Regions from separate parts of the Homo sapiens genome. Here region 1 is linked to region 2. The links are chromatin loops, found by intact Hi-C in ENCODE. Cell type or tissue: heart left ventricle. All regions are shown on one strand. Links, peaks and the distances in the headings refer to the core of each region. The heading gives the core; the rest is flanking DNA.

Region 1 (10,010 bases), core at 2,983-5,482, 68 kb after region 2:
CCTCGGCTTCCCAAAGTGCTGGGATTATAGGCATGAGCCACCGTGCCCAGCCTATTATATACTAAAATTTTACATATACTAGGGTTTGCATCTGGACTCCCCATCTTATTTACATTTTTTATTTGGTCTCTGTGATCAATAGGGCATTATTCCTATGTGATGATAAAGATACAGAGAGGCAGGCCAGTAGTGGTGGCTCATACCTGTAATCTTAGCACTTTGAGAGGCCAAGGAGGGCGGATCACCTGAGACTGGGAGTTAGAGACCAGCCTAGCCAACACAGTGAAACGTCTTTACTAAAAATACAAAAATTAGTCAGATGTGCTGGCGGGCGCATATAATCCCAGCTACTTGGGAGGCGGAGGCAGGAAAACCACTTGAGCCCAGGAGGCCAAGGTGGCAGTGAGCCAAGATCACGCCACTGCACTCCAGCCTGGGCAACAAAGCAAGACACCATCTCAAAAGAAAAGATACAGGCCAGGTACAGTGGTTCATACCTGTAATCCCAGCACTTTGGGAGGCTGAGGCAGATGGGTCATTTGAGGTCAGGAGTTTGAGACCAACCTGACCAACATGGTGAAACCCCATCTCTACTAAAAATACAAAAAAAAGAAAAAGAAAAAAAAAAGCCGGGCATGGTAGCAGGCGCCTGTAATCCTAGCTACTCAGGTGGCAGAGACAAGGGAATCTCTTGAACCCAGGAGGCAGAGATTGCAGTGAGCCGAGATCGCACCACTGTACTCCAGCCTGGGCAAGCGTGAGACTGTGTCTCAAAAAAAAAAAAAAAAAGATACAGAGACACAAAGTTACCAGCCTTGGTCTCTGGCAGGTTAGCAACAAAGCTAGGACAGAACTCACATCACTAGTCTCCACCTTTTGCTACTTCCAACTGTAGAAAAATTAAGCAGAAGAGAATCAGCACGCTTGAACCTGGGAGGCAAAGGTTGCAGTGGGCCGAGATTGCTCCACTGCACTCCAGCCTGGGTGACAGAGTTAGGCTTCATCTCAAAAAAAAAAAAAAAATTAAAATTAAAAAAAAAAAAAAGAAAAAGAAGAAGATGCCAGGCACAGTGGCTCACACCTGTAATCCCAGCTCTTTGGGGAGCCGAGACGGGCAGATCACAAGGTCAGGAGTTCGAGCCCAGACTGGCCAATATGATGAAACCTCGTCTCTATTAAAAATACAAAAATTAGCCGGGTGCTGGCTCATGCCTGTAATCCCAGCACTTTGGGAGGCTGAAGCGGGTGGATCATGAGGTCGGGAGATCGAGACCATCCTGGCCAACATGGTGAAACACCATCTCTACTAAAAATACAAAAATTAGCAAGGCATGGTGGCGGGCACCTGTAGTCCCAGCTACACGGGAGGCTGAAGCAGGAGAATGGCGTGAACCCGGGAGGCGGAGCTTGCAGTGAGCCAAGATCATGCCACTGCACACCAGCCTGGGTGACAGAGCGAGACTCCATCTCAAAAAAAAAAAGAAAAAAAAATACAAAAATTAGCCGGGCACAGTGGTGCATGCCTGTAGTCCCAGCTACTCAGGAGGCTGAGACAGGAGAATTGCTTGAACCCAGGAGGAGGAGGTTGCAGTGAGCCAAGATCGCGCCATTGCACTCCAGCCTGGGTGACAGAGCGAGACTCTATCTCAAAAAAAAAAAAAAAAAAGAGAGAGAGAGAAGAAAATCAGCAGTCCTCTCCACATCACCCTAAACTATGAAATCTGAGCATCACCAGTCAGGATACAGCTAGTATCTAGACAAACCTTGCAGGAGAATGCAGAACTGGGTGAGGTTTTGCCAGGAGCCCAGAAGAGTGCTTGATAGGGCCCATTCCCCTCCCAACCTCTTCCCCCGTATGTGACAACAGTGTCCCCGACAACAAGCCTTAAAAGGTAGGTAATACCTATCACTCTCTCACTCCTTGTGGGATGTCTTGAAGTCCACATGGCAATATTTCCACCCCTCACATCTAGATGGAAAATTCTTACATTTTCTCAACAATATTTACTTACTGTTTTCTTTGGCCAGATGAAGTACTGTGTATTTTTAAACTTTCCAGGAAGACAGTTTATTAAGATAATACAGTGTAGGATAATCAAACTGTTTATTTTTGACTTTTGATTTAATCTTCCTTTCTGTAATCTACTAAAGAAAACATTAGAATCATGCATTTGCCTTTCTTGGATTGCGAGAATCAGTTCAATTAGCAGTGGCGGGTTTTTTTCCTGTTTATTTCTACTACAAATGTAACCCCTCTTGGCTCTCATTCTTCCCTTGGGGTAATTTTTGTTTTAATGTGTAATGCCTGCTCTTCAAATTAACATCAAATTTTATTCTGAAGTACCCACAGTTGAATTATCAGTGGAAAATGCACCTGCAAATTCTCAAGATTTGAAGGGTGAGAAGAGACTCCAGGATCACCTGGCCAAGCTGCACATTTATGCAGCTGAGGATGGTTTTGCTTGGAGAGGAGCCACACAGCACATGAGTGGCACACTCTCCTTTTCCCTTTGAACTTCTCATAGAACCTTGATCAAGCTTTCAATGGAATGGAAACATCTTGCCTCAATGCACAGCAGGAGAAGATACCATATTACCTCGAAAATTAAAAAGTGGGTGACTAGGCTGGGCGCAGTGGCTCACGCCTGTAATCCTAGCACTTTGTAAGGCCAAGGCAGTTGGATAACCTGAGGTCAGAAGTTCGAGACCAGCCTGACCAACATGGTGAAACCCCATCTCTACTAAAAAAAAATGCAAAAGTTAGCCGGGCATGGTGGCGGGCGCCTGTAATCCCAGCTACTCGGGGCGCTGAGGCAAGAGAACCGCTTGAACCTGGGAGGCAGAAGGTTGCAGTGAGCCGAGATCGTGCCATTGCACTCCAGCCTGGGCGACAGAGCAACACTCCGTCTCAATAAATAAATAAATAAATAAATAAATAAATAAATAATAAATTAATAAATAAATAGTGGGTGACTGGATCTCACTTCTGGCAAGTTATGAAGCCTTGAGCTTTGCCAGATGTTAGCAACAACATCATTCCCACCTGCTAATAAATCCTATCCTAAGGTTGGTTATGTCTGTTACTTGGCTGCAATGCACAATGAGAGCCCAGTCTGGGAATCTGGAGGGCAGGGTTCTGGCTATGTTTGTTTGTTTGTTTGTTTTTTAAGAGACAGGGTCTCACTCTGTTGCCCAGATTGGAGTGCAGTGGCTATTCACTGGAGTGCAGTGCATAGCACACTGCAGCCCAGAACTCCTGGCTCAAGTGATCTTCCTGGCTTGGGAGTAGCTGGGACTACAGGTGAGTGCCACCGTGCCGGACTTGGGGTTCTGCTTTTAGTTCTACAGTGGGTATCATAGTTGTCTTCTAATATTAGAAGGGCCCCCTCAGGCAAAGAGTGGTGCATTTATCCTGGATACCTCCAAAGAGCAGAACCAGGACCTAATGGGTTAACATGGCACCAGACATACCAGGTCTCCACAGGCCGACTTGGGTTTACTTTTAGCATCTCGTTAGTTCCAGTAAGATACAAAGAAAAAGCCCTGGTGTCAGCCCTCAGGAAGTCTACAATTTAGTGGGTGAGGCAAGAAGCCTATCTAATATATATAGATATATATAATATATATATATTATTATAGATATTTTTAATCCAGTGGTTTAAAATCGGATAGGCTGCTTAGAAGAAGGTATGAGCTCCCCGTCTCTAGAAATATTTGAGCAGAAGACAGAAACCAACTGCCAGGGAACCTGCAGAGTCCTATTTGGGGACCCGGTCAGAGTAGTCTGGATGTCCAAGATAATCTCAGAAGGCACTCAGAAAACCCACCAGCTCCAGGGTTCTATAGAGCAGCAGTTCCCACGCCTGGTTCATCCTCAGAACCTCCTGTTTTAAAAATACAGGCTATCCCCAAAAGCTGCTGCTTCAGTACAGGCAGGGCCTGTGTTCCAGGGTTCACTGCGTCCTCCAAAGAAGATTATGTTGAAGTCCTAACCCCCGGTACCTCAGAATGTGACTTTATTTGGAAATAGGATCTTTATGGAGGTAATCAAGTTAACATGAGGTCATTCAAGTGGGCCATGATCCAATAGCACTGGTGTCCTTATACAAAGGATAACTCTGGACACAGGGACAGATGCACAAGAGGAAGACGCACAGGGAGAAGACAGCCACCAACAAGCCAAGGAGAGAGGCCTGGAACGGGTCTTCCCCGGGTACCTTCAGAGGGAGCACGGCCCTGCACACACCTTGATTTCAAACGTCTGGCCTCCAGAACTGTGCGACAATAGATGTCTGTTGTTCTAAACCACCCAGTTGGTGGCACTTTATTACGTATCCCTAGGAAACACACAGCCTGGGGATGGGTGTTAGAGTTGCAGAGCTGCCCTGGAGGAAAATCCAGGCCAGGGGACCCATCCTGCTTTGGAGCCTCTTTCTGCTCCTGCACGGCCACCCATGCGGGCCCCTTTTGGCCCTCAGATCCCTTCTTTGCGGAAGGAAGGAGCTGGCTTCAGTGTGAGGAGCTCCCTCCCACACTCTGACAGGACACGGAGCCCGTAGCCTCAGCACGCAGTGAAGGGGCAGCCCTTCCCCATGTAGAGCTAGCTCACACATCTGCAAATGTTTCCCAGAAGAAAATGCCATTCTCCTCCAATTGTTAACAAAATTACTGAAGGCCGTGGGGCTCTGGACTATGCCCTCATGCCAAGCTTATCTCGGAGGGAGGCAGAGCAGGAGGAGGGGCCACTGATTTGTTTTGTGTGGTGCTGTTTTTAATGGGCGTTTTCTATTCTCAGGTGGGAACCGTAGGGCCCTTGTCTAGGTAAATTCCATGCAAACCTTTAGTGAAAGCAGTTACCAGAGGAAGAGCTACAGAATTCCACAGAGGAGGATACTGTGCCAGATCAAAGACAGGGCAAATGACCTCAGGAGGACTGACACCAGCACAGGCAGCACTTGGAGGGGATTAGGAAGGGGCGTCCCTTCCTCAAGACACTTTCTGCCCCCCGACCTGATACATTTACACATCTACCAGCTTTAGGATGGGAACAATGGCTCCCTAGAATTGTACAATGTACAATGAAACGCAAAAGCTCTCAAACACGAAAAACGAAGCAATGGATTGGCACCACAGGAAACAAGGGGAAGTGGCTCCTTGGTATGTGATCTTGGAAAACCACTTCACCTCTCTGAGCTTGTTTTCCTTCTTTCTCAAACTAGAATAATACTAACAGCAACAGCAAAAACAATTCCCAGGCCCACAGGGTTGTGCTGATGATCCACAGTGAGAGATCCAAGACACCTTACGAAGCTGTGGGCTTGTTTTCTGAGTGTACCCCCTGCCTGATTTACACATGCAAAATCCAAGGGCAACTGAAAAGTCATCTACAACTAAAGTCTTTGACTGAACTCAACCTTAATTTCCCTAATTCAAACTTTGAATACCATAGAAAAGATGACTCATTACTCAGAGGTGAGGGATGTTAAGTCCCAAAGGTCTCAGAAATGTCATGTCACATGTATCATGCTCCTTTCTCATAAGAAAATCTACATTGTACATCCCTAGGGTCACTGAAGCCTATTTCACAAATTATTATGATTCTTCCCAAAGAGGAAAGGGGATGTTATTAGGCAGATACTCCCACAGGAAAAAAACAGAAGTCTTTAAAATAAGTGCATAAAGATGAATATATCATGGGTAGGATATTCCTTTATATTATCTTTAAAAATTAGAGAATTTAAATGGCTCATTCTAGGGGCTTGGTTAAATATATTATAAAACTAGTCAAAGACAATGAAAAACACAGACCCCTTTAGAACTGGATAACCCCTAAGAGTCTGCTAGAACATACCCAGCATTCCATTGAAACAGCATTCAGCTTCCAAAGTCTTTCACAATTTTTCCTGACACCCATCCATTTCATGGGAAACTATAAACACAGATATGGAAAGGCTCTGCAGCATATTGTGGACTGAAAACAGCTGCGGAACAGTGTGTACACTGGGACCCATTTTGTGTAAAGTTCTATCTAGATGTTCGTATGTGCATATACAGAGATTTGGGAAAACGTTCACCTACATGCTGACGCTAATTATTTCTGAGTGGTGGGATTGGTAGCAGGGGTGCATGGGAAGACAGAGAGAGATGCTTTACATGGTCCTTTGGACTTTTTTTTTTTTCCGAGATATAGTTTTACTTTGTCCCTCAGGCTGGAGTGCAGTGGCACGATCTCGGCTCACTGCAACCTCCGCCTCCCGGGTTCACGCCATTCTCTCCCTTCAGCCTCCCGAGTAGCTGGGACTACAGGCGCATGCCATCACACCAGGCTAATTTTTTTGTATTTTTAGTAGAGACAGGGTTTTGCCATGTTGGCCAGGCTCTTCTCAAACTCCTGACCTCAGGTGATCTGCCAGCCTCAGCCTCCCAAAGTGCTGGGATTACAGGCATGAGCCACCACTTCTGGCCTGGACTTTCTTTAGTGAGTATTACCTTTGCAAATTTTTTTTTTTTTTGAGCCTCTGTCACCCAGGCTGGAGTGCAGTGGCGCGATCTCAGCTCACCACAACCTCCGCCTCCCGGGTTCAAGCGATTCTCCTGTCTCAGCCTCCCAAGTAGCCGAGATTACAGGCGCGTGCCACCATGCCTGGCTAATTCTTGGATTTTTAATAGAGACGGGGTTTTGCCATGTTGGCCAGGGTGGTCTCAAACTCCTGACCTCAGGTGATCCACCCACCTTGGCCTCCCAAAGTGCTGGGATTACAGGCATGAGCCACCATGCCTCGCCTCTGAAATGTTTTTAAGCTACCAAAAAGACTAGCAAAAATACCAAGGACCATGATATAGAACAGTCACCACTAGCCACTGAAGCATAAACTAAGAGGTGCACCTGAAGACTAGCCCTCACCTCCGTAACCCATGGAACCAACCAAGGAAATCGGGTTTCTCCTTCCTTAATTTATATTTTGCTATATATTATAGAGAATTAAGCTTTAATTTGTAAAAATCCCTCTAATTGGATACTGCTGAAGGGAAGACATCTGGGGCAAATATCTAGGCCTGGTGCATTCCATCCCAAGCAATGGTTAGTGGTTTGGAGAATAAGTGTGCGGCAAAATAACCAGTGGTTACTAATTATTATATATCACAGGGCTTGGCACCATCCATAAAGCCTCATCATGTTGGCCTCTTCCTCTTCAGAGAGGATTACAGAATTGACTGTTTAGAAATTTTTCCTCCAAGTTAACATACGTTTTCCTTGTCTTAATTGGATCCAGCCTCCCTGCCCATGAGCAGAAAGGCAATTTTTCTTTAACGATTACATCCTTCAAATGCCAGGTCATCAGCCATCCCTAGGTCTGGAAGGATCAAGCTGCTTGGCTTCCTCTTTTCTTTCCATTTGCTCAACCTCATTCTAGCAGTTATGTGAAAAGCATGTGAAGCTCACATCGAAAGTTACCTTCGATTTGGCCAAAAAAGGGATGAGTGTTATCGGCATGAAACATCTCCTCCTACTCACACAGAGCCTCAGAAATGGGGAGAACTGTTTGCCCCAAATGTTTGGTCTAATGCAAATATTTATTTCTTCCAAAACGACTAAAACAAACCACTTCCAAATTAGGGGGGAGGGGGAGTTTGCCAAACATTTTTCAGAGTTAAGACAAACATTTGGAAAACATTTTCCAATTTGCCCTATAACCTTAGTTAACCTTTCTTAACCATGTTGAATCGTATCCTAATGTACCATCTATTGTGACCCCAAGGCCATTTCTTGAGGATATCACTTTCTCGGCTCTCTTCTTCACCATCACATAACATAAATACAGGTTGAGTATCCCTTATCTGAAATGCTTGTGACCAGAAGTGCTTTGGATTTCTGATGTTTTTGGATTTTGGAATATTTGCATTATACTGGTCGAGCATCCCAAATCTGAAAATCTAAAATCCAAAATGTTGCAAAGAGTCAAGTGTGGTGGCACGCACCTGTAGTCCCAGCTACTTTGGAGGCTGAGGCAGGAGGATCACTTGAGCCCAGGAGGCCAAGGCTGCAGTGAGCTAAGCTATGATGGTGCCACTGCACTCCAGCCTAGGCAACAGATCCAATGATCATTTTGTATGCATCATGTTGGCTTTCAAAAAGTTTCAGATATTGGGCCGGGCATGGTGGCTCAAGCCTGTAATCCCAGCACTTTGGGAGGCCGAGGCAGGGAGGATCACGAGGTCAGGAGATCGAGACCATCCTGGCTAACACGGTGAAACCCGCTCTCTACTAAAAATACAAAAAAATCCCAGCACGTGCCTGTAGTCCCAGCTGCTTGGGAGACTGAGGCAGGAGAATCGCTTGAACCCGGGAAGCGGAGGTTGCGGTGAGCTGAGATCGTGCCACTGCACTCTGGCCTAGGGACAGAGCGAGACTCCGTCTCAAAAAAAAAAAAAAAAAGTTTCAGATTTTGGATTTCAGATTCTTCAGTTAGGGATACTCAAGCTGTGTAGCATCAGTCATTCATTCTGGAAATATTTTTGAACACCTACTATGTTCCAGGAACATATTCATTAGACACACACTCTCCCTAATCTGTGACAGCAGGGGTAGTGGCATCAACCCACAACAGCATTTGGCTTGAGAAAAGTTGGATGCTCAGGTATCCTTTGCTATTCAAGTCGATGGTCCAATCCTTTGTCCTTACTCCACCCCTATTCTTCCTAGAGCTAGGAGTTCCTTCTCCTGGGATGTTATCTACATATCCCAACAAGCCCCTCCTGAGTGCATTAACAGAAAACATTAAGACCAAGCAGGACCCATTTCTGCATCAGCCACTTAAAGCTGTTCTTCCTGGGACATTTGTCGACCTTCTCCAGCTTGTTTCCATTTCAGAAGCAGTGCTAAGACCCATGCCAGGATGGAATTCCATTTTCAAATGAGGTTTCACAAGACTTTTTATCAGACTTGCAGAGCAATTACATTGGCTGGGTTCTCTCCATCCAGCAGTTGGGTAATTCTATCTCCTACCCCCTCCCCTTCCCTTCCTGGAGTGGGTAAGTTTAGAGCTACACCTTCTCTGCAGGAGCAGATCAAAAGCATGGCTTCCTGTACCCTCATCATCAGGGAGCGACACCAGGCTGCCTTCCCACCAGGATCTCAAGTCTGACTGTGGACCCCCAAGGAAGTGCATGGCTCTTATACACTCCCTTGCCTCACAAAGCCCCCTGAAAAGCAGAGTTGCAACATTAACGCAACACACACACACACACACACACACACACAAACGGGTTGACATGGTTTCTAAATGCAAACACTCAAGGTTACCACTGAAAAATGGCAAGGGGTCATCCGGAGAGAGCTTTTCTGGGGGAAAAGGCCACTTCATACCCTCTCTTTGGTGAGGGGGTGGGGATGCCCTGCAATCTGCAAGAAAAACCCTCCTCGCCTCCCCCTCTCTAACCCCCTACTTGGGTAGTAAGTAAAGAGAGCTGCAGAAACCTGAGCCTGCACATAAGGTACCACTGTCAGGCAGAGGTAACTGAGGGCGAGAACCTCCTAAGGAGCAGTAAGCGGCCAGGGAAGCAGGGTGCAGGGCAGATGGGAGCTATGTGTGGTGAGCCAGCAGGAACTGGCATGCCCGCTGCCCACCTCTTGCCTCTGCCAAGGAAAGGAGGTGGTGCTGCTGCCAATGATGTGGCCCACACCTAAACTCCCATGACTGTCCCCACCACCACCACCCATGGGGCTTCACATCCAGTCCCTTGGGGGCAATTCGTTGGCCACTAGCCATGCTGAGGGGAAAAATAACGCAAGAGGCTGGCCTCGCTTGTCCGATGTGTTGGTAGGAGGGGCCCAGGCAGCGAGAGAGTACAGGTAATGGGCCTCCACAGGCGATCATACCACATACGTACACATGTGCTTATGTGTGTACAGGCACTTATGTATGGCATGTAGGCATCCTGCCTTGTCCTCAAACACAGATTCAGTTGTATTGATACACAGTTCTACTTTTAAAATGGAAACATCTACT
Region 2 (10,010 bases), core at 3,229-5,728:
CACTGCAACCTCCGCCTCCCAGGTTCAAGCGATTCTCCTGCCTCAGCCTCCTGAGTAGCTGGGACTACAGGTGCATGCCACCACGCCCGGCTAATTTTTTGTATTTTTAGTAGAGACAGAGTTTCACCATGTTAGCCAGGATGGTCTCGATCTCCTGACCTCATGATCCACCCACCTCAGCCTCCCAAAGTGCTGGGATTACAGGCCTGAGCCACTGCACCCAGCCAGCCACCATGCCCTGCCCAGACTTTTTCTATAAAGAGGCTTTGTCTTTGCAGACCACATGGTCTCTGTCAAGACTACCCTGTTCTGCCATTGGAGAGCAAAACAGCCATAGGCAATATGTAAAAAATAGGCATGGCTCTGTTCCAAAAGAACTAAAGAACTTTATTTGTAAAAATAGAACTGGCCTAAGGGTCACAGTTTGCTGGCCCCTGTCCTAGAACCTCAGAAGTTCTAGAAATTATATGTCTCCCCCTGCCTCCCTCCTCCTTAGCCCTGCGAACCTGAGCAATGACCCTGGCCACACAGAGTCTAGACCCAAATCTCCTGACCACTGGCTCACACCTGATTCCTACTTATCTTGTGCCTGGGGTGAGTCTTGGCCCTTTCCTGAGAACAAGAGCATTTGGAGAGAAAAGCCCAGAGGTCCAGCTTGACAGGTGGCTGGCGGCAGGTTGGGTCAGGACAGTGCCTGCCTGGGAAATCTGCTTTTGGGATTCAACATTTCCCTGCAACCCAGCCCCTCACCCCAACTCCTAGGTCCTGGCAGAGGGCTGGGGGGACACGTCTAACCAACCGAGATGTGGTCCTCACCCGCAAGAGCACCTGCTGGGTTGGATCAGGCCTTGTGGACCCATTAAAAGTGGTTATAGTCTCACCTTACCAAGAAATTGAGACTAGGACAGGTTCTGAAATATGCTCGAGTGGCAGAGCAGAGATTTGAACTTGGGTCTGTGAAATGTTCTCATCACCACACATGCCTCTCACCCAGATCCAGGTACGCTTTCCTCCCTGCAGGAGGGGTCAGAGGCAAATACACATGCGTCTCCTCACACCATGAAAGTAAGTGGAGAAGCTGAGCCTCCCTCATTTCACAGCTCCTGGGTCTCTGTTTTTCCCCAACTCCACAAAGCAGAGGTGGGGGTGGAGGTTGAAAATGCTCAGCTCCCAGACCCCCGGGATTAGCAGGTGATTGTCAAGCATCTGAAAAGACACAGAGTGCTCTTGTCATTATTAGATCGTAATAGATTCATACTCACCCCCTCCATCTGAAGGCGTCTATTTCAGGTTTAACGTAACAATAGAGTATTGTTCCTACTCCAGACTCGGGTACCACCCCGAGGCGATGGCAGCACCCACCCAGCCCCACCCTGGCACTGACTGCTGCCTCGGGGCAGAGGCAGCACCACCCAGGCATCCAGGCCATCATCCACTCCCTCCTAGATTCCCAGCAAATCTCCTGGGCAGTGACGAGGAGGCCCAAGGTCTATCCGGAAGGAGGAATGTACAAAGAAGCCAATTTGCCTGATACTTGGTACCTGGCAATCCGCAGTCAACATAAACTATCCTCCCAATGCCCACGGCCAAAGGTCACCAGAGTGACAGACCCATGGCTGTGCACTGGGAGGTCAAAAGACAGACGAGGAACAACAATCACTTAATACACAGAGTGCTTGCTGTATACCCCATCTCTGCTCCTCAATTGTATTCAAGCTTTGCATTCAAGGTTTTACAACTATCCCATGGTAGAGCTTAGCATCTGTTAGCTAATGAAACAGACTGGGCGTCGCCAGAGAAAAGCACCCACTGGTCTCAAACTCCTGACCTCAAGTGATCCACCCACCTCAGCCTCCCAAAGTGCTGGAATCACAGGTGTGAGCCACGGCATCCAGCCACCTCAAGTCTCTTGTCTGTTAAATGGGAGATAAAAATATGTCCTCCACCTGTTTCACAAGAATGGGGTAAGATTCAAAGAGAGTAAGCCACTTCCTGGCTGCATAACCTTAAACAACAGCTTATACATAACTTCTTCAGGTCTTCGCTCTTTTATTTATAAGATGGGAAAATTCTTGTTCATACGGCTCCAGAATATGACAGGAGATGAAGCCACCAAATGCTGAGTGCAGTGCCTGGCCCAGAGCTTGAAGTTTCCCAGTATTCAATGATTAGAGGGTGCTTTGTAAAACATAAAGTCAACACGCAGTTGGCCTCCCATATCCACGGGCTCTGCATTTGTGGATTTAATCAACCATGGATTGAAAACATTCAGAAAAAAAAAAAAACTGTATCTGTACTGAATATGTATGGACTTTTTCTGTTGCCATTATTCCCTAAACAATACAGTATAGCAACTATTTACATAGCATTTACATTATATCTAGAGATGAGTTAAAATATACCAGAGGCTGTGTATAGGTTATATGCAAATATGACACCATTTTCTGTCAGGGACTTGTGCATCTGCAGATTTTGGTATCCTCAGGAGGTCCTGGAACCAATCCCTCACAGACACCTAGGAAAAACTATGATTGGAGAGCCTTGTCCCTCACCGCATCCCATCTAGCACACAGCAACCTTAAGTTTGTGTGCAATTTCAAATGTACTTAGGCCCTGAGGGTGAGAATTAGGTTTGGGGAGGTTTAGGGTATTGGGTTTTTTTAAATTATCTGAAAGACCCCAAAATAGCCACCTGCCCAAGGCAGCAACCCAGAAGCAATGAGCAGATGAACATGGGGGCTATCCCTGTGAAGCCGAGGCACCATGTGTTTGTGAAGGAAGAGGAAGAAAGGAGGATGAGGAGGAGAAGGAGGAATAGGAGGAGAAGGAGGAAGAGGAGGAGAAAGAGGAAGAGGAGGAGAAGGAGGAGGAAGAGGAAGAGGAGGGGAAGGAGGAATAGGAGGAGAAGGAGGAAGAGGAGGAGGAGGAATAGGAGAAGGAGGAAGAGGAGGAGGAGGAAGAGGAGGAGGAGGAAGAGGAGGAGGAAGAGGAGGAGAAGGAGGAAGATGAGGAGAGGGAGGAAGAGGAGAAGGAGGAAGAGGAGAAGGAGGAGGAAGAGGAGGAGAAGGAGGAAGAGGAGGAGGAGAAGGAGGAAGAGGAGGAGAAGAAGGAGGAAGAGGAGGAGAAGGAGGAAGAGGAGGAGAAGAAGGAGGAAGAGGAGGAGAAGGAGGAAGAGGAGGAGAAGGAGGAAAAAGAGGAGGAAAAGAAGGAGGAAGAAGAAGAGGAGGAGGAGGAAGAAGATGAGCAGAAGGAGGAGGAGGATGAGGAGGAAAAGGAGAAGAAGGAAGAGAATGAGGATAAAGAGGAGAATGAGGATAAGGAGCAGGATGAGGAGGAAGAGAAGAAGGAGGAGGATGAGGATAAGGAGGAGGATGAGGAAGAGGATGAAGAGGAAGAAGAGAAGAAGGAGGAGGATGAGGATAAGGAGGAGGATCAGGAAGAGGATGAGGAGGAAGAAGAGAAGGAGGAGGATGAGGAGGAAGAGGAGGAGGAAGAAGAGAAGGAGGAAGAGGAGGAAGAAGAGGAGGAGGAAGAGGAGGAGGAGGAGGAAGAGGAGGAGGAGGAAGAGGAGGAGGAGGAAGAGGAGGAGGAGGAAGAGGAGGAGGAGGAAGAGGAGGAGGAGGAGGCAGCAGCAGCAGTTCCTTCCTGGCTCCAGGAAGCAGCTCTGCACCCACCAGCGCCCGAGGCAGCCGTGGTCACACCATCACACCCAGCTCCAGACTGAACAAAGGATCCTGCCAGTGGCCACAGGGAGCCTGCACCCAGACCTGTTTTTCCAAGGATGCCAGGCTGAACGCCCAACCCTGGGTGTAGCTAAATGGGTCTAGCTGGGTGTAGCTTCACTGCATCTCCTGCCGAATTGGTGATACCGCAAATCCAAAGGAGCCCTGCTTCACCTCCAATGGCAGCTTTCAGAAAGTAGAAGGGATCAGTCTACACGAAACATGAAGATCATGGAGAAAAATGTACAACCAGCCAGATCACCCCATACCCTGCGGCTGGCTCTGGGGCCTCTAGCACATCCCCCATCCCAAATTCACCTACCAATCTAATGTCCGCTCATCCCTCAAGGACTGACTTGCAGAAGTCTTGCCCCTCTGCAAAGCCACCACTACAGAACAATCTGTCTGACCCTCCTGTTCTCCCACAATCCTCCTCACTCCATCCTGGGCTCATTCACTGAATAATCATGCTCCTGTCTCTGACTTGGACAGGCAGTGGCTTTGCTGCCAGGAACACAAGGATGGAAAGCAGCCCCTCCTTAGAGGAGCCCAGCCCAGAAGATGAGACAAACAAGGAAGAGATGATTATGTCTCAACACAGGGCTGTTGCAGGACCGATGTGAGCAGAAGGCTACACACACACAGAAGGGGAAACCCAGCCCAAGGAATCTAGAAGGCTCCCCGGAGGTGGGATGTCTCAGAGGGACTCGGAAGGACAAGTAGGTAGCCACCAAGCAGAAGAGGACAGGACAACATTCTAAGCAGAAAGGTTTCCAAGGGCTGTGTGAGTCCTTGGGAATGGCTGGATTGCGGGGTACCTGGGAAGGGAAGACAGTGCCTGCCTTCTAGAGGCAGAAGTGAGAACCACTTTGTGAAAAGGAAATGGTCAGATGCAGCTTTAAAATCGTCACGATGTCAGCAAAACCAGGAGGACAGCATTTTAGGGGCTATTGCAAAAGTCCGAGAGAAGAAATGAGACTGAACCAGAATAACAGCCGTAGAGGTTAGAGGTGACGGCCACAGGGAGAAGGGGACAGAGTTGTTTTTTGTTTTTTTTTTTTTTTTTGAGACGGAATCTCGCTCTGTCACTCAGGCTGGAATGCAGCGGCATGATCTCAGCTCATTGTAACCTCCGCCTCTCAGGTTCAAGCGATTCTCCTGCCTCAGCCTCTCGAGTCACCGGGACTACAGGCACCCGCCAACATGCCTGGCTAATTTTTGTATTTTTAGTAGAGACAGGGTTTCACCATGTTACCCAGGGTAGTCTCGAACTCCTGAGCTCAGGCAATCCACCCGCCTTGGCCTCCCAAAGTGCTGGGATTACAGGCTTGAGCCATCACGCCCAGCCGGGAACAGATAGTCTTCCAGGAGCTGTTCAGCAACTGGGGTCCTTATTACTCAACCTCCGCTACTAAGCAGCTGCTCCTTGCAAGTAGCCACCAGCTTTCCTAGTTCTGTACTCAGCCGGTAAGTACAGCTGACCATAAAGTTTTAAATACTATACATTTAAAACAGTGTGAGTTTTAAATAGTGTGTGTCAGGCGTATCCTGACACATAGGTGTTTGACCTCCCTAACCCTGATAGGAGCTGAACAAAGAACATGGTTATACAAACTGAAAAACCAAAGAACCACACCTAGGCTAACCCAACAAGATCAGAGGTAGCTCAGCCGGTGCCTAAAATAAAACAGCCTTCAGCAAACCACTGCTGGGCCAGGAGAGACTCGGGAAGCGGGAGGCCCGTGCACAAAGACCAAGGAGGCAAGAAGCCATGTTTCTCCGGGTTCACCACTCACCACTCATCTCTATCCAGGTGGCTGTGTGACTATGGCCAAGTCACCAACCCTCTCTGGGCCTCAGATCCTACATCCACCAGCTGGAAGTGAGGATCTGTGACATGCACATAGGCAGCCACCATCTTCTGACCCCCACAGTGGGAAGAGAGCCACAGGCAGGTCAGGTGCGGCCTCCTAGCCTGCCCAGAACACCGGTTCCCAAAAGCAAAGACATTAAGCACTTCCTGCCAAGGGAGGGAAATGCTTGTTTACAGCCCTTAGCTGGTCCAGTCCTAAGTCTTCAAAAGGGGAAGGAAAGGTGCCCAGAAATCCTTGATCACAATAACCAAAAGAGCTGCAGCCTCAACATGCCAGAATCTCTGGAGGAGTTTGAGCAGGGGCCACAGAGAAGTGGCTCTGGGCCCCCTTAGCACCCAAAACAAAACAAAACAAAAATCTTTATTCTCCCCATCCCCCAAAGCCTTTCTTTTTTAAATAAAAAAAAATCTTGAAAAATCACAGTTTCTGAAAATAAAATCTGCTCCCTTTTACCATATTTTCTCATGAAGTTAAAAATACAAGTGTTGGAGGGAAAAAAAAGTTTTGCTTAAGGTCAGAGGGGGAAAAGGCATGTTTTTTGAAATCTTGAAAAATAAACAGACTCAGCCCTCTTGTGCAGGCTCTCTGGGAATGTGACCTGAGTGCTGTTGGGGGTTGGAAAGCCTGGCTTACAGAAAAGTTCAAGGGCATACCCAAGGTGGGAGGTTAGTAGCTCAGACACCATGTTCCGCATTCGCCTCTGGATGACCAGCCAGCCGCCACTGGGACATGGGCATCCAGGAATGGAGTGGCTGAGGCCGGGTGGGTGAGGAACAGCAGGGAGGAGGAAGAGCAGCCGGCCTGCTGCCCTGGGAATCAACCACCCCCACTCCCCACACACACCTAAGCCAGTCCATGCTGAGGGATGCTTGTCCAACCAGACGCAGGGTGTGGGGTCACGTTCCAGCCAGCCAAGAGCCCACCATGTTGCTGCAGCAGTGACACAGTGAGGTACAGCAGAGATGTGGTCCACTCCAGGGCAGGGTCACAGACACGGGATGGTCCCTCAGCTTGGCCTATCTGCATCTCAGCAGTAGCTAAAGAACCCACAATAAAGCTTTGGGGAAACAGGGAAGCAGGGCTCGGAGGCCACCCAGTCGATACCTACTTGTTAAGCACCTACTATTTGCTAGACCCTGAACCAGACACTAGAACTACAACAAGCAAGACAGACAAGGTCCTGGCTGCCATGGAGCTTATGTTCGGGTGCTTGGAGCCCCTCCACTTTCTCCTCCCCCTGCACCCCTATGCCCTGTCCACAGACCTTCTGCCACTCCTGCCGGGTACTGATGTGTGTCGACGGTAAGCCACGGCCTTCCCCACCTCCATCAGGACTCATAAACTCCAGGGAGGCTCTGCAGGCAGAAAGGGTGGGGAGGGGAACAGAGCCCACACCACTGTCTCTAACATGAGGTGCAGCCCCAGAGGATGTGCCCAGTTTGATTACTGCACACCCACGGCCTCCCCGCTCTGGGCTAACCCTAAGAGCAGAGGACACAGGCACAGGCCGTTCTACCTGTGAGGACCGTCCAGTCCAGAGAGGGGGAACTAAAAGCAAAGGGTTAGGATGAACCCAGGGCCAGCAGGGAGGACGGGGAATGAGCAGGGCTTTGGGATCAGACAAGTGTTTGGATCTAAGCCTGCTTCCTGGCTGTGTCTACCTGGGCAACTCACTTCACCTGAAAGCCTCAGCGTCCTCTATGGTATGGGGGAGATGACTGTGCCAGCCTTGCACACACATCCCATGACCACATAGCCCCGGCGCTGGATACGGTGCAGTCATAGCCGTCCTCCTCTCTGCTTTGTGAGGTGTGGACAGCAGTGTGGGAGTGGGTGGGGGGCTGGACTTTGCCAGAGGAAGGCCAAAACAATTTAAGAGGTGAGATATCAGTTGAGCTAAGCCCCAGAGATGGAAATATAATTTCTACAAGAAAAAAAAGAAGAGAAAAGAATTCTAAGCCCAGAGTGAAAACAGGCATTTTTTTCCTTGAGGGCCTAATGACATTTCCTTATCCTGAAATGAAAGATTTGTGATGAATTATTAATAATGGACGGACAGATGTAGCTTTTCACTCCCTTCTTCCTCTCTTCCCTTTTTTCTTCCTTCCCTCCCTCCTTACCTTCTCCCTTCTTTCCTCCCTTCCTTCTTCCCTTCCTTCCTCCCTCCCTCTCTCCCTCCCTTCCTCCTTCCCTTCCTCCTCTCTCCCTTCCTCCCTCCCTCTCTCCCTCCCTTCCTTTCTTCCCTCTTTCTTCTCTCCCTCCCTTCCTCCTTCCCTTCCTCCTCTCTCCCTTCCTCCCTCCCTCTCTCCCTCCCTTCCTTTCTTCCCTCTCTCCCTGTTCTCTCCCTCCTTTCCTCCTGTCTCTCCCTCCCTTCTTCTCTCCTTCCCTCCCTTGCTTCCTTCCCTCCCTGCCTTCTCCATTCTTCCTTCCTTCTCTCCCTTCCTCTCTCCCTCCCTCCCTTCCTTTCTTCCTTCTTTCCTCCCTCCCTTCCCTCCTATTCTTCAATATAAATTTATTGAGCATGTGCTCTGTGCGAACACTGTTCTAGACACAGGGGACACATTAGTGAACAAGACAGACAGGACATCTCCTGGACCTTACATTTCATCCTCACAACTGCCCAGAGTCATCACCAATGCCATCTTACGGACAAGAAAAAGAGTTTTACCAGAAGCTTGTTATACACACTGAGCCTTTGATCCCAAACAGATAAAAACAATCGGCCTTCATCCCCTGACCCCTCACCTCCCCACCTTTTCCACCAAAACCTCTGCCTCCAGGCAAGGGAATGGGTGACCAGCCCCAAAGTGACCGCTTCCAAGGGGTGCCTGCATGGCGGGCTGCAACAGGGGAGGCGGGCTGACCGGAGACAACAAACTTCCCAGCCCTTCATTATTCCTGCCAGCCACTCCAGAACAACCTTTTCCCTTCAAATTATAGCAAATTGAAAAGCAGAGTCAACAGAGGCCCCCAAACTCCTGAGAGAATTGAACTTGCCCTGGTAGCTTAAGGAAGGCTGAGGGGGGCCCTGGGGCCCTCCAGACCCCCACGTGTGACTGTCTCTATATTGTACAACCAACAATTAGATGGTACTGAAAAATCCAATCACAGACTGTGGCAAGAATGAGTCAAAAAAACCTAACATACAAAAACACTCTTTTTCCCAAACAAGGGGGCAGATTTTGAGCCAACTTGTGCAGTGAAGATTTTACTTCAAAGGACTTAAAGCACTTTGGGAACTCAATTAATGAAAGGGATTACTGTAACAGTGAGCTCAAATTGCCCTGATGAAATAGTTAAGAGTTGTAGTGGTGGCTGCAGGGTACAGGGTGTTCATTACACTATCCTCTCTATTTTTTGAGTACATTTGAAACGCTTCATAATGAAAAGTTTTTAAAATCCTGATAAAGTAACATGACACCTAAAGGCTACAGAATACATAAAAATGAAAGTAAAACATTCACAGTGGGGTTAATAAAAATGAAAGTAAAACATTCACAGTGGGGTTAATAGAAAGAATAACCCCCTGGATTTGTGGGGTACTTTGCTCTGTACTTCCACATGCAGCATCTAATATGAGCTTGCAAGGAAAGGAGGGGTTATGAGCCCCATTTTGCAGACAGGGAAGCTGAGCCTTGCCCAAGGACGTTCTGCCAGGAAGTCATGAGGTGAGGACTTGACCTTGATCACAGGGGTCCTTCATCCCTCCCTACTCTGGCCAGGTCCCAGCCCCAGCACTCAGCGGCTCCCTGCTCCCAATTCCTACCTCCACGGATATGGCTTTTATAAAACAGGTTTTACTGTTGTTGTTAAAAGTTTTTGCCTGCCACCGCTCCTTTTACCGTGTCACCGCCCCATTTCTGCATCACCCAGTGCGGGCTTTTAAGAACTGCGCCCATGGTCCCCACAAGCAGAGTAGAGCTGATGGTTCACACAGCAACCATCTTCCCTGCTGTGCCTTTGGCCCCAAGGCTTGTTTGGCCAATGGACAGTCCTCAGTATAAAATGTTTCCAGTGGCATAAATCAAGGTGCAATGGAACACTTCCCCGGGACAGACTTAACTGTTACAAACCCTGATTTGCTTTTTCAGAAACTGTCTGGGCCAGGGCTGGCCACAGATTCCTCCAATCTCTGCCCCCAACCCAGGAATCGAGCCTTGGGGAGCCTGGCCCAGGGAGGTTTCTTCTTACCACCCACCCTCCCACTGTACTCAGGACCAACCCAGGAAATGCTTTAAGTGACAGTTTCTTTAACCTCTTTCATTAGAGACCCATTTGAGAAAACAGGAGTCCCTTAGTGCTCCCCCTACCTCCACCAAAGTCTGTCCTTGTCGCCCCTAGTACTGGTTGCCCCCAGCCTGAGGTGCGCTTAGAGATGCCAGCCAACGTGAACCCATGATGTATAGGTCTGATG

The links. Peaks named below come from ENCODE experiments on the same cell type or tissue, not always from the same donor. Only the 100,000 strongest peaks of a DNase experiment are listed, where the experiment ranks them.
Region 1: it touches region 2 in a loop (2.2-fold over the local background); 12 of 110 quality-filtered maps call a loop at or near these places.

Annotation. Positions count from the first base shown.
Region 1 is chr10:119,217,327-119,227,336 of GRCh38, reverse strand. The region is part of intron 1 of GRK5 (G protein-coupled receptor kinase 5); the gene reads right to left. Among named protein-coding and RNA genes, the nearest start is that of GRK5-IT1, 14 kb to the right of the region's middle. RefSeq lists an enhancer at 4,453-4,964. In heart left ventricle, for the core only: no CTCF peak of the experiment used is centred there; a DNase peak (open chromatin) is centred at 4,528; H3K4me3 peaks cover 747 bases; H3K27ac peaks cover 2,157 bases.
Region 2 is chr10:119,285,125-119,295,134 of GRCh38, reverse strand. All of the region lies in intron 1 of GRK5 (G protein-coupled receptor kinase 5), which reads right to left. Among named protein-coding and RNA genes, the nearest start is that of GRK5-AS1, 49 kb to the left of the region's middle. RefSeq lists an enhancer at 5,917-6,416. In heart left ventricle, for the core only: a CTCF peak has its summit at 4,565 (motif pointing left); a DNase peak (open chromatin) is centred at 5,664; H3K27ac peaks cover 1,672 bases.